2 separate regions of the Mus musculus genome follow, and region 2 is linked to region 1. The links are chromatin contacts, found by Hi-C or POLR2A ChIA-PET in ENCODE. All regions are on one chromosome and are shown on one strand. Each heading gives the region's core, a stretch centred on a gene start or an enhancer-like site at or near the end of the contact. The rest is flanking DNA. Distances are from core to core; before and after follow the strand shown. Region 1 holds the start of 1700030J22Rik (RIKEN cDNA 1700030J22 gene). Region 2 holds the start of Atmin (ATM interactor).

Region 1 (6,843 bases), core at 2,775-5,274:
TATGTGTATTGTTTGGGGTGACTATATATGTTCCACCTTTACATGCATTCTGGGGATTGAACTCAGGTCACCTGGTGCCTTGACAAGTGCCTTTAGGGGCTGAGCCACCTCGATGACCTGAGGAATGGTATTTTTTAAGCCCCGGGTCACTCTAAAGATCCACCAAGCTTGGAGAAGTGCTGCTTTTGGAAAGCTCTCTCTTCCCAATACAGAAGCAACACTGGTTCCTGCACACCAGCAGTATCTTCTAGCCCTGAACACAGAGCAAGACCTTGCAAGGGGAAGTGCACAGCCAAAGCCTGGGGAACCTGAAAATGCCTGCGTCTGCATCACAAAGAGGAACGGATCCTGCCATCCAGCCACAGTTCACAATCCCAGGAGCCCTTTCCAGCTGTGCCTGTCCTGAAAAGAATCTGAAGGTGTCTGTGCAGACTGAGAGTGAGGACCAGCAAAGGATGAAGAAAGTAGTTTAGGGTGAGCCCCACGATGCAGCAGACACTGGACCCCACGAGGGTCTAAGAAGACAGCCCAGCTGCACTCCATTACACTGCAGCACAGGAAATTCGGGAGTTGTTTATAAACAGCATTGTACGTTACCCAGGACCTGCACTGGCTCCTTTGACGGAGGGGAAACTGGTCAAAGTGTGGTCAGATCACTGCATCGCAATTCATTATACGCCACTTGAGAACACTCAGGTTTCTCAGGCAGAAACTAATGTTCCACAGCAAGAGAATGTGGCTGCCCTTTTCCTAATTAAAAAAAAAATTCAGGGCCAGTGAGATGACTTGGCAGGTAAAAGCTCTCACAGTACAAACCTGATGACCCAAGCACAATCCCCAGAAGCCACAGGATTTAATTGAGAGAGAGACAGACAGACACTGAGCTCGGTCTGTAACTCCTCCCACACTCCCAGTGAAATGGAAGGCACTGGCTGTAGAACCTCCTGGAAGCTCATTAGCCAGCCAGCCTAGAATACACAGCACAACAGAAAAAAACAGGAGGTGGAAGCGGAAATCAACTCCAGGAAGCTGTCTTGTGCCCGCCACATGCAAGCCTAGGCACAGTCCCGTGATACATGTATGCTAACATATAAACGCCCAATTGCACTGATAACTTTTTTTATTATTTTAAGTATATTGCGTGAGTGTGAGTGTACCGAGGGGGGTGGTAGTTTGCAAGTGCTGGGCTGTGCGTGCCCATTGAGACCAGAGACATTGCTGCTCTGAGAACTGGAGATACAGGCAGTTATGAGGTACCAGATGGGGTCCTCTGTAAGAGCAGAGGTGCTCTCCTTTCCAGCCTTAGAATTAACAGTGAATGAGTCAGTTAGTTCATGGCTTCAATTTTAAGTTTTCCGACTATAAACACACCTTCAACTTCTGCTACTGTTCCTTTCATCTAATCACATTAACAGTTGACAAAACACAAGCATCAACTAGAGTTAGATATGACAGCGCATGTCTGTCCCCCCATTGTGGGAGGCTGAGGCAGGAGGCAGTCAAGGCCTGTCTCAATCTTCCCTCATCGCCCTCCCCCTGCCTGCACTGCCAAAATAAAAATAAAATCACCAAAGCCAGAGATGTGTGGTTTCATCTTTTTGTTTTGGTTCGGTTTTCTTTTTAAGATTTGTTTGTTTTGCCGAGCGTGGTGGCGCACGCCTTTAATCCCAGCACAGGCAGATTTCTGAGTTCGAGGCCAGCCTGGTCTACAGAGTGAGTTCCAGGACAGCCAGGGCTACACAGAGAAACCCTGTCTCAAACAAACAAACAAACAAAAGAATACTGTAAAGATTTGTTTGTCTGTTTATTATTTGGGAGACTGGAGCGGTCCTTCAGCAATTAAGAACATTTGTTGCTCTTGCAGAGGACCCAGGTTCAGTTCCCAACACCCATATGGCAATTCACAACTGTCTGTAACTCCAGGTCCAGAGAATCTGATTCCCTCCCTTGGCAGCATTGCATATATGTGCTACACACACACACACATACAGGTGAACACTTAAGAAATACAAACAAATTAAATTGTATTAGGTTTATCTGTGTTGTGTGTATGAGTGTTTTGCCTACATATGTACACTCCATGTGTGCCTTGTACTTCAGAGACCAGAAGACAGCATTAGAATAACAGACAACTGAGAGCCACCACGTAGTTGCTGGGAATCAAACCTTGGGTTCTCTGCAAAACAAGTGCTCTTAACCACTGAGCCATCTCTCCAGCCGCTCTAATGTGTTTTGAGACAGAGCTGGCCTTAAACTTGGAGCAATCCTTCTGGCTCTGCTTCTTTTTTTGTTTTTTTATTTTGTTTTGTTTTGTTTTTTGAGACAGGGTTTCTCTGTGTAGCCCTGGTTGTCCTGGAACTCACTTTGTAGACCAGGCTGGCCTCGAACTCAGAAATCTGCCTGCCTCTGCCTCCCAAGTGCTGGGATTAAAGGCATGCGCCACAATGCCCGGCTCTGCCTCTGTTTCTTAAGTGCTGGGATTAAGCCAAGTACTTAAATGGCTCGCTTGTGATTTCTCACAAATTATATACCAATTTACTGTTCTGTTAGAATGCAGGAGGTCTGTATTGCTACCTTTCTTTCCTTATTTAAAAATTTTTTTTATATGTATGGATGTTTTGCCAGCATGTCTGTGTACCGCAGGCTGCGAGCCCTGCATGCTAGGAGACCAGAGAAGAGCATTGGATCCTCTGAACTCGAGTTAGTCATGAGCTACCATGTAGGTTCTGGGTATTGAACCTGGGCCCTCTGCAAGAGCAGCCAGTGCTCTTAAACTCCTTAGCTATCTTTCCAGCCCATATTTTTCCATTTTCTTAAACTCGTGTTTTTACACACATGGTGTGCACATCAGGTACCCCTGCTCTCTTCCTCACCTGCCTTAGTCCCTTGAGACAGTTTCTCAGTGAGCCTGAAGCTTACCATTTTCAGGTTAGGCTTCCTGGCTTACAAGCCCATGCATTTCTTCTCGAATGGGCTTGAGAAAGAAGATGGCTCCGTCATACAGTGCTTGCCACACAGGTAGAGAAAACAGAGTTAAGGGCCCCAGTACCCACACAAAAAGCCAATTGCTATAATGAATGAAAGCCTTTAATTCCAGCGCCAGGAAGCAGAGACAGGAGGATTCCTAGAGCTTGCCAGCTAGCCAGGCTAGCCAAATCAGTGAACTCTGGGTTCAGCGAGAGAACATGTCTCAAAAAAAAAAAAATAAATAAATAAATAAATAAAAATAAGGTGACTGAGGGCTGGAGAAATGGCTCAGCAGTTAAGAGCACTTGCTACTCTTGCCAAAGACCCACGTTCGTTCCTGGCACCCACATAGCAACTTACAACAGCCAATAATTCCACTTGCAGGGTAGGGCGTGTGCCATTTCTATGTCAACCATTTCCAACTCGTGCCCTTTTTCATTTTTGCCTAGGTTCTAGATTTCTGTTTTGGACGGGGTTTCATTCCGCCCCTTTTTTTCCGGCTCTCTGAATTCACTAAGGGCTGGGTCCTGAAAGGATGGCCTTCTGAGGGCTCCCAAGGCTCACGGCAGACGGAATCTCGCGCCCACGCCTTCCCACCTGGTTTCTCCCTTTTACTAATAGTCCCTGCACACTCCTTCATGCCGCATAAGTTCCTTCCCTCCCTCCAAGAGGCTCCCTACACGCTACAAGCTGAGAGTTTACCCTTCCTTCAGAAGATCAAGAGGGCTGCATCAAGCTCCTTCCATTGAAACCTCAACCACGCCCCCACAGACCACGCCTATCAAACGGCTCCTCCCTGAGGCCCAAGCGGCTCCCTAGGCCCCGCCCAGTCCAGGCTACCCCAGAACCGTACCCCATCTTCGTCTCGCTTACCCACCCTGAAGATTGCTTCCTTCCGCGGCTCTGCCGCCCGTGAAGTGTCTAGGGAGTGTTCCCCGGGGTGAGGACGTGGCCACAGCCACTCAGACGCTCCTACGGGGCCGCGAGGTAAGGAAGGTCCGGAGCGGCAAGTCGCGGCCCCCAAGAGCCGGGCTGTTGCCCTAGGTTACGGCCGCGTCGGAGGCGGGCCTAGGTGCAGGCATGCCGGAAGTGACGTAACCCCGCAACAAACCAGCTCAAGGGCGGAGTCCCCTCTGAGGGCGGGGCTAAGGAGCATTCCCGTCGCTCTGTGCGTGGTTGCTAGGTGCCGCGTTGCCAGACGCTTCGAGAGCTTCGCAGGCACTGGCGACGTTGGGCGGCCAAGTTGCGCTGCAACAGCCTTTTGCCTTCTAGAAGGAATGCCTCAGAGGCCACACAAACAGTGTCTGGAGATTTGGCCACTTCTTCCTTTGGGCAGAATCGTCCCTTCCTTCTTGGGATCCCGTGTTGAAAGCGAGAGCAGAACTTCGCGGGACGACTCATTCCTAGTTGCATAATTTTGAGACCGAGTCTTCCTTGTTTTGTAGCCTGGTGCGGTCTCGAACTCATGGCAACCCTCCTTCCTCGATGTCCTAAATCAACATTGAAGGGATCGAGGGCGTGGGCTTCCACACCTGCTGACAGGAAGGATTTCTGGTTTTGTTCTTTTTGGTGCTGCCCACTTTAGTGGGGCAGAAGCAGCAGTTTCTCGCGAGGGGGCCGCCCACTTCTCCACTATGCTGCCCTTGGTGCCCAACTCATGTCTAGTTCCAAGGTCCCTTTGCTTTCTGGTTTAAAAAGTATTAAGAAAACAAGTCTCCAAAAGCAGGCTGAGTCAAAGGCTTTTGGAAAAAATGGCTAAGAATTACTACTTTTTACACTTATAGCATTATATAATATATATACAGTATAGCATATATACAATCGATAGCATAGATTTATAGCATTAACGGCCTCTAAAGATGTGATGTATATGACACATGAAGTTGGAACAAAGTCCTCTTCTAGACTGTGAATATTTGTTATTTCCCCCATATATATGAGGGAAATACTTTAACAAGCATATATGATAGATATTGTAATTATATTGCTATACCAGCGTATCTAATGGGCTATGACACATATTTCTAAAATTTTCTATGTATTTTTGGATTTATGCGTATGAGTGTTCTGCCTGTGTATATGTATGTACACCATGTTCATACTGGACAGTCATAAAGACACACTCTTTCATTGTTTTCTAGGTTCGCCTGCTAGACAGCGAGTCTGTCACCAAGATGTGTCTCCGTTCCTCGGTGTTTTGAGGTAGGCTTTCACTATGACGTCTAGTCTGGCCTCCAACAGCTTCCTTCTGTCTCTGAATGCTGGAATTACAAGCACATGCCACCAGACCTGGCCACTCAACCATGATCTTTACAACCGAAGGTAGACAAGTCTTTTCAACAGCCACAGAAAAGCTCAGAAGTGGGGGTGGGGAAGGGGGCAGGTCAAATTTTCCAGTCTGCTGCAGCAGAGTCTGCAGTTCCATACCACTGGTCTTTTTCATACCAGATACTGTGTGGGGCGCCCTCTAGTGGTTCTACTAAAACCCAACATAGTCAGCCTCCAAAGTGTTGCTTTGTTTTGTGGAGTTTTACGATTTAATACCTTGTGAACAATTTTTTTTTTTAACTTTAATTATTTTTTAAGTGTATTGGCATTCTGGATGAATGTGTGTCGGTGCACTACTTCCATGCCTGGTGTCCATGGCGGTTAAAAGCGGGATCGGATACTTTGGAACTGGTGTTAGAGGCATTCATAAACATCCATGCAGATCCTGGGAACTGAACCCAGGTCTTTTGGAAGGGCAGCCAGAGCTTTTGACCACTAAACCATCTCTCCATCACCAGCCCCCCCTTCCCCCTACTATATTTCTGAGGTTTTAATTCTTTGAAAACATTCAAAGATGTTAAGAAAATAGACAAAGACTAAAGAAAAAATGGCAAAGAAAGAAAGTATGCCAGGTGTGGTGGTGCATGCCTTTAGTCCAGCCCATGGAAGTTGAAAGCAGGAAACTCTGGAGTCAAGGTGGTCCTTGACTCTCTACCCTCCAGTTCAGCCTGGACTACATGAGAGCCAGGCTAAAGCAAATAAGTATAGAATTGCATGCTGTAGTCCGAGGAGATATGCTAGAGCAGTCTACCCACTTTCCTTGAGAGGGTGGGGGGTGTCACCGAGGGGTTTGGTTTGGTAGTGGAGTTTGTTTTTATTTGAGCTCATCTGAGCCCAGGCTGGCCATGGGATCTGTAGCTAAAAGATGACCTTGAACTCCTGACCTTCTGGTCTCCACCTTCTAAGTGTTGGGAGACACCAAGCCAGTTATACATTCATATCAGTGTGCATGTGTAATCCCAAACTCCCAGTCAGCATTTTTATAGTTGACGTTAGAGTGCGCCATATCAGCTTTCAGAAACTACGGTGGCAGTAAGTGCACTTGAGTTGTAAACAACAGTTTAAGCCAGTTTCAGAAAGTTCTAGTGTCTATGGCTACTAAATAGAAACCTGAACAGGATGGAAGTTCAGACACACCTTGTGCACTGTTGACCATGTGCAGACACACCGTGTGCACTGCTGACCAGTTGACACCTATTCCCCTCTCTAAAGGTCAATGCACACAGAGAACCATGGGTAAACCTCGCCCTGAGCTTGAGCATCTTATGTGCCTGTGATTCCTTCAGAAATAGAAGGCATCAGATCCCCTGGAACTGGAGTTAGGGATGGTTTTGAGCTACCACATGGGTGCTGGAAACAACCCCCAGGTTGTCTGCAAGAAGCAGGAACAGCAAGCCCTCCTAACCACTGACCCCTCTAGCCCCTGGCCTAATTTCTTTTTTTTTTTCTTTTCTTTTTTCCTTTCCTTTTTTTGGTTTTTCAAGACAGGGTTTCTCTGTGTAGCCCTGACTGTCCTGGAACTCAGAAATCCGCCTGCCTCTGCCTCCT
Region 2 (6,843 bases), core at 1,156-3,655, 36 kb before region 1:
GTGTCTTAGAAGCCAATCCTTGGCGTCGGACATTCGGTGTTTTTAATGAACGATTGGGACTGCATCTGTCCTTCATCCGTGCATGCCCTCTCTCTTCCCGTCTATTAAGTGCAGCAGCTGTGGGCATTTGACAAGTGATAAATATGTGCACGCACACGCAGGAGGCTGCAGGTTGGCCTCAACCCTGGCACGCACAGAAGTGGAGCATGGGTTGACTCTGTAGGCACCTCCTGTCCTTCCTCCCGCTGCTGCTTCTCCTCAGAAGTCCGTCCCTGTGGGATCTCTGTTACACACCCTTGATCACAGAAGAACCAAGAAGCTACCCAACCCCAAACTAGGAGAGTCAGAGGGAAGCTGGAGGCTACTACGCAAGGCTGCATATCTAACGGCCTCTTTGTGTAAAACAACTTCTCTATTATACATATTCCTAATATACATATGCTTCTCGTGATCTTTTATCCATGGCACACTGAAACTGAGCATCACTGATCTGTGAATAAAGATACTGACAAACGCATTATCAGTTCCTTTGGATGAATATACAAATAGTCGTGAAAGGACTAAGTAATACTTATACAGTAATGTGTACAGGCTGTGGGTCATCCGATATGGAACCATTTTAAGTTTTAGCTTGGTCAGACATGTCAGGCGCTTCCCTCGTCCCTCAGTGATCTGAGTATTTGGGCTTTGTGCTGACAAGTTCTCACGTCAACTTGATACAAGCTAGAGTTGTCTGAGAGGAGGGAATCTCAGTTTCAGGAAATGCCTTCCTAATATCAGGCTGCAGGCAAGGGTATTTTCAGGCTGAAGGGTATTTTCTTAATTAGTGATTGATGAGAGAGATGGTCCCATCCCTGGGCTGGTGATCCTGGGTTCTATAAGAAAGCAGGCTGAGCAAGCCAGTAAGCAGCGCCCCTCCATGGCCTCTGCATCAGTTCCTGTCTCCGGATCCCTACCCTGTTTGAGTTCCTGTCCTGACTTCCTCCAGTGATGGGCTACAATCTGGAAGTCTAAGCCAAATAAACCCTTTCCTCCCCCAACTTGCTTTTTGGTCACGGTGTTTTATCACAATAGAAACCCTAACTAAGGCTTAAAGACATTTCCTCCATACATACCTTTTTAAGGGGGAGGGGGGATGGTTTGATTTTATTTGTATGAGTGCTTTGTTTGCATCTGTGTATGTATACCACATTCGTGCCTGGGAACTGGAGTTATGGATGGTTGTAAACCACCATTTGGGTGCTTGGAATCAAACCTGTCTTGTGTAAGAACATTAAGTGCTCTTAACCACAGAGCCATCCCCCTAGCCCCACTAGCTCCCTTTGACCACTCTCCCGACCAGTCAGTCACATACAAAGAAGTCATTCTGCCCACAAGGTTCATGAGTGGCTGAATGGGAACTGCCGAAGCCCTTGCACTTGCTGGGGTATTTATTCTACTTCGTAACTCTCCCTGGTACAGTTGGCAGGAATCTGGACCTGGAATCTGAACAAGAAAGCCTAGCGTCATGCTGAACAATTCTCAAAAATGCCTGCTTCAGAATTCCTGGAGTCTGAGTATGTCCCCAAGGCAAAGGGACTCTGCAGTTGAGCCCATTGGCCCTGTGATACCCAGGTCCAATGTAGTAGGTGGCATGATGACGATAGATGTCGGTTATGAAATGTGACAGACTCAACTTCCCATTCCTGATTTTGGTGTAAAGGAAGGCCCATTGGCAAAGAAATGCAGGTGACCTCTAGACGCTGAAAAAGGCAAGATCCTTGGAAGAACAAGCCCAGCTGACACCTTGCTTTCAGCCGACTAGATCCACCTCAGACTCTTCCCTCTTCAGAGATAAGAGAGAATTAGTCTGTGGGGGCTGGGCTGTAGCTCAGCTGGCAGAGTACACGTCTAAGGCACTGGGTTCAATCTTTAACGCTACCACTAGGCTTAGTAAAACCCCAGGAGTATGGAGGTAGTGGTAAGAGAATAAGGAGTTCAAGGACTCCTTGATTATATGGGGATTCTGAGGCCAGGCGGGGCCTCAAAGAATAAGATAAGTTTGTTTTGTTTTGTTTTTAGTGTGCTACCGATCAAATCCAGGGCCTTAAGCATGCTAATCAAATAGTCTACAATATAAAATTTATTCCTAATAACAATAAATCAACGGTCAAAAAAAAAAGGTTAAACCTGAAAGCATCTCTTTCTCTTCTATCCAGCTGTTGCCTGAGCTCAGGTCCCTAGGAAGTAGAAAGTGTGGGTTCATGGAACCTATCCAATTCACCTGTTCTCCCAGCACATGGGACTTCAACCTCCAACACGCGCTCGCCGCGGCCGGCGGGCGGCGCTGCGGCCACCGACCGGCCGGATGCTAATGAGCCCGGAGGCCCCGCCCCCTGCCGGAAGTGGCTGCGGCGGGGGCGGGCACTGCGAGAGGGGCCTGGCGGCCGTGCGGGAGCCATGGCGGCCACGGAGGCGGCGGCGGCCGATTCTGCGGGTCCGGCCCCGGGTGTCCCGGCCACGCCGGCGAGCACGCGGGGAGCCGCCGCCGCCTCTAGCCCGTGGAGGCCGCCCGAGTCGCGACTGCAAGGCAGCCGGCCGAGACCGGCCAGGGCTCGGGCCGCGGCCCCGGTGCCACCGGCCCGGGAGCTGATCCAGCCGACTGTGAGCGAGCTGTCCCGGGCTGTGCGCACCAATATTCTGTGCACCGTGCGCGGCTGCGGCAAGATCCTGCCCAACAGCCCTGCGCTCAACATGCACCTCGTCAAGAGCCACCGACTGCAGGTGAGCGGGCCGCGGCGGGGACGCGGGCGCGGGGTGTGCGGGGTTTGCGCCGTGCCCTGCCACCTGCGCCCGACCGACCGAGCACGGCGAGAGCGCGGGGGAGCGCGCACAACGCACCGGGCAAGCAGCTTCTCGGTGGCGTGCCCACAACACCTCGGGGAGCCTGCCTGTTTACTCAGGTTCCAAGGATGAGCGACAGGTGATGTCGCCAAGGCACCCAGATGCAACCCCGCAGGCTTTCCGCCCCTCCCACGAAACTGCCGGTGGGTCCTACCTGGTCACTCAAAAGCGGCTGCGGGTTGGGTTGGACTCTGGGCACTTGAGCTGCAAGTTTCACGAGGCTGCTGAGATCAACTCTGCGCAGGAAGGAGAGGGGAGGGAGGTTTCTCCCGTGGATCTGTAAGGAGGAGGTTCACCGGTAGCTGGTATGACGGATGTCTGACCAAGACCTCTCCGTGTTACATAAATGGGGACGGTGGCTTTCAAACCCATGGTATACTCTGGAAGCTTGGGGGAGGAAATCAGATGTTAGGGCCCCCATGCCAGACCTGTTAAGTCACAGCTGCTCAGCTTTTACAGTAGAAAGCTTCCTTTCACCGTCAGATCTCAGTGCCCCCAGTGCTCCAACTGGAAAACGCAAGTCACTGAAAGCAGTTTTGTGCGCCTTTCCCCTGGTCAGATTTGAGTCATTACTTGGAGGGTTGCAGGATCTCTCTGACCTGCAGGTGAATTCACCGTGGGCATCCCCCACCCCCACCCCTGAGAACTCCCCAACTGTAACTTTTAGGTTTTACTCTGTAGTAAGGCCAATAAGTGTAGTAAGGCCAACAAAAGGCAACAGTGATGTCAGGGAAAGGTCAGTCAGGAAATGTCAGCAGGGGCAAGCTGAGGAAGTTCTGTGTAAAGGTTTGAGCCTCGTTCCAGAACACAACTCACTACAGGCTCCAACCTGAAGCTTCCTCTTTCATCCTAAATGTTAAATTCTCTCTTTCTCTCACCATGATTTAGGGGGGTGGAGAGTGAGTGTGCCTGTAATAATTCCATGGCCTAATCCCTCAGCTCCTTACAACTTGCATTCAACAACGGTCACCAGCCTTCAGTGTTGTCCCCCTTGCTGATAGGATAGTTCATGTCCTTGTATAGCCCAAACTATCCTCAAACTCACCATGTAGCTGAGGATAACCTTGAACTCTTGATCCTCCTGCCCTAAATGCTCCTGAAGTCTCCTAAATGCTGAGGCTGCCGGCATGCATCATCATGCCCATTTTTATTCAGTGCTTGGGACCAAACCCAGGTTTTCTAGGCAAGCACTCTTCTGGGCTCCAGCTTCAGCTCCAGCCCCGGGTGATTTCTGATCACAAAACAAAGCTGCTGCTCTGACCAAGGGCATCCTTGGTGTTGGCCACAGTGATTCTAGCCAGCATTTCTTAGCGAAGTGTTTGTTCTTTAATCTGGACCTGCTATTGGGGGAGCACTGTACCCCTACAACTTGGTTCTGCCTTGGAAGCACAGAGATGCCACTGGCTGTGGTGAAGTGGTGTGATAATGTACATTAGATTGGTGCTCACAGCTCAGAAATACACAGGAGGGCAGGTATGACACGTGACAGGAAGAACATGTCTGAGCCAGTACAGGTTTGGTTTGGTTCAGTTCAGTTCTTAGGCGGGGTCTTGCTATGGAACCCTGTCTAGCCTGAGTTCACTCTGTAGACCAGAGTAGCCTAAACTTACTGGGAGTGTTCCTGCCTACCCCCAAGCGCTGGGACTACAGTGTGTGCCACCATGACCTGCTCCAGCAAGTGTGGACATCAGCAGTCAGATGTTTATTCAGATTTGAGTATGTCGGAGTACCAGAGTCCTCTCTGGCCTAGGGCCTGTGTGTCATTCTTCCCAGACTCTTCATCCGCTTTTCAGATTCTCTTATCTAGAGACAGCAGTGAACGGCCTGGCCCACTCCTGAACCCAGATATTGGACAACAGAAAGACGGGCTGTTGGGAGAAGATTCCTGCTTGGTCTCTGGAAGCTTTGTTTAGCAGTATTTAAACTGCCTCAGGGTTTCCTATGGCTGTTGTTTCCCTGTCCGGCAGCTCACTTCCTTGTAGCCTCTGCCTTGGTAACCTCAGGGCCCCACAGCTCCTAAGCATCTGTTGTCTGATGGAAAGGGAGTCTGTTATTTTTTTCTAATGCAGGGGCCTGTGTGACATAGCCATACTTTTGTGGTAAGGCCTCAGAGTCACAGCTATGTGCATCCTCAAGCTAGCCGCTAGCCGCTACCCAGAGGCTTTTCAGTTCAATTCTTGACATGTGTTATCCTCAGAATATTATGAGGAAAGAAGAGAGTGTCATGAGGACACATGGTCCCCAGAAAGAAGGCCCTAGTGTTTGGGGAAACATGATTGATCTCTGCAGCCCCGTATTAGCTGAGTTTCTTCAACTCAATGAGAATTCTCATTGTCTTGGCTACAGCTACTTGAGTGATTCTGATTGCGTTCCTTGTTTCTATTTCCCTGGCTGTGATAGTCTCTCTCCCCTACCAGTTGTTGTATGGTCGTTATGTTCTAATCTACCCCGCAGCCTGATAATACTCAAGCCCTTCGGAAGCACGGCCAATCAGGCCGAGGGATTGCAGGCCGCCTTTGGTTTGATGCGGCTTCTCAAAATAAATGGCCATGTCCCACGCCCTGAAAGGAAGTGTGGACATGTCATCAGCCAGCCGCGCCTGCAGTGGGCTCAGCAGAGAGCGATGATGCAGTGGAGAGAGAGCTAAAATGATCCAGAGGAAGAGTGGGAGGAAGTAGGAGCTGCCTGGCTGCTGGAGAGGCATTTGAAAGCAGGGCAGGCAGGGCGCAGGGGGGCACTTCCAGAACCTGTTAGCAAAGCCCCGCCAGCATAGTGATCCTGTGTTCTGCTTCAGACAGGGGTATGTGGCCAGCGACTTAGAAAGGTTGCGGCAAGCTGCTCCGTAAACCATCTCTTATGACGAATACTGACTTCCGGTTTAGAGTGGGCTCCTCGGGTGCTTTCGGCTAGGGCCGTGAGGTGCTAGGCAGCTTCTGCCACCATCTTTATGGTCTTCTTGACTCTGCTCTTCAGCCACACACCCTTTGCCCTCCCTTTTCTGCTCTTTAAAGTATTTTTATTTTCTCATTTGTGTGTGTGTGTGTGTGTGTGTGTGTGTGTGTGCATGTCAAAAGCATGGATGCTTACCAAGGCCAGAAGCCAGCACTGGGTCCCCTGGAGCTGGAGTTACTGGTGGATGTGAGCTTCCAGCTGCCACATGGGTGCTAGACACCGAACTCTGCACGATCAGCAAATGCTCTTGACCACCAAGCCACCTCCCCGGCCCCTCCTCCTTCTGTCCGGGGCTCTTTTCCAGGCTTGTTTTTTGGAGGCTTAGTTCTGTGGTGCTAAAGATGGAACCCGGGGACTCACTCCTGCTGGCAAGTGCTTAACCCTGAGCTACACCCTTGGTCCCCACCATCTTAGTTTTGGGGACCGTCTTCTCTTCTGCAGATTCTTGAAACATTTAAATATTGTTATTTAAATTCATTACTTTTTTTTTTTTTTTTTTTTTTGGTTTTTGGAGACAGGGTTTGTCTGTATAGCCCTGGTTGTCCTGGAACTCACTTTGTAGACCAGGCTGGCCTCGAACTCAGAAATCCGCCTGCCTCTGCCTCCCAAGTGCTGGGATTAAAGGTGTGCGCCACCACTGCCCGTCTAAATTTATTACTTTTAATATTAGTAATGATAATATTATTTTAATAAAATGTTCCCACATTTCCATCTGAGAGAGGAATGTTGGCTGGGTAGAGCATCCTATGAGCAAAAGGAGCCAACAGCAGTAGGAGAGCCAAGGAATGAGTGAGAGAGTGGACCCTCGTTCCAACCACAGACACAGTGCAGCACTGAGTCCCCAACTGGCGCGTGTCCTTGACTCCTGCAGAGGACAGCAGAGGGAATGCTACTCTCCTGCCTCATGTGGTGTGCAGTTCTCTCCCCTCCCCAGCCGACCTTTGAACTCACTGTCTCAGAACAATAAAAAGAAACCCCAAAGCCCTGTGGGCACCTATGATAAAAAAG

Evidence for each region. A loop is a pair of places that touch in the nucleus more often than their neighbours do. ChIA-PET counts read pairs that join two places held with the same protein, here RNA polymerase II (POLR2A).
Region 2: a loop to region 1 is called in a map of left cerebral cortex, with 10 times the contacts of the local background. The contact joins the promoter of Atmin here to the promoter of 1700030J22Rik in region 1. A Hi-C loop is called at or near these places in 26 of 37 maps with a recorded cell type or tissue (Patski, T-helper 1 cell, T-helper 17 cell and 9 more). POLR2A ChIA-PET finds 5 or more read pairs at or near these places in 4 of 5 experiments (Patski and embryonic stem cell).

Annotation. Positions count from the first base shown.
Region 1 is chr8:116,974,935-116,981,777 of GRCm38, forward strand. 1700030J22Rik (RIKEN cDNA 1700030J22 gene) reads right to left here and starts at 4,025. Exons shown (of 3, transcript NM_027103.3): 1 at 3,845-4,025.
Region 2 is chr8:116,940,988-116,947,830 of GRCm38, forward strand. Atmin (ATM interactor) reads left to right here and starts at 2,406. Exons shown (of 4, transcript NM_177700.4): 1 at 2,406-2,763. The coding sequence starts at 2,440. Cenpn (centromere protein N) reads left to right here. Exons shown (of 12, transcript NM_028131.3): 12 at 1-516. It also overlaps a transcript of Cmc2 not described here.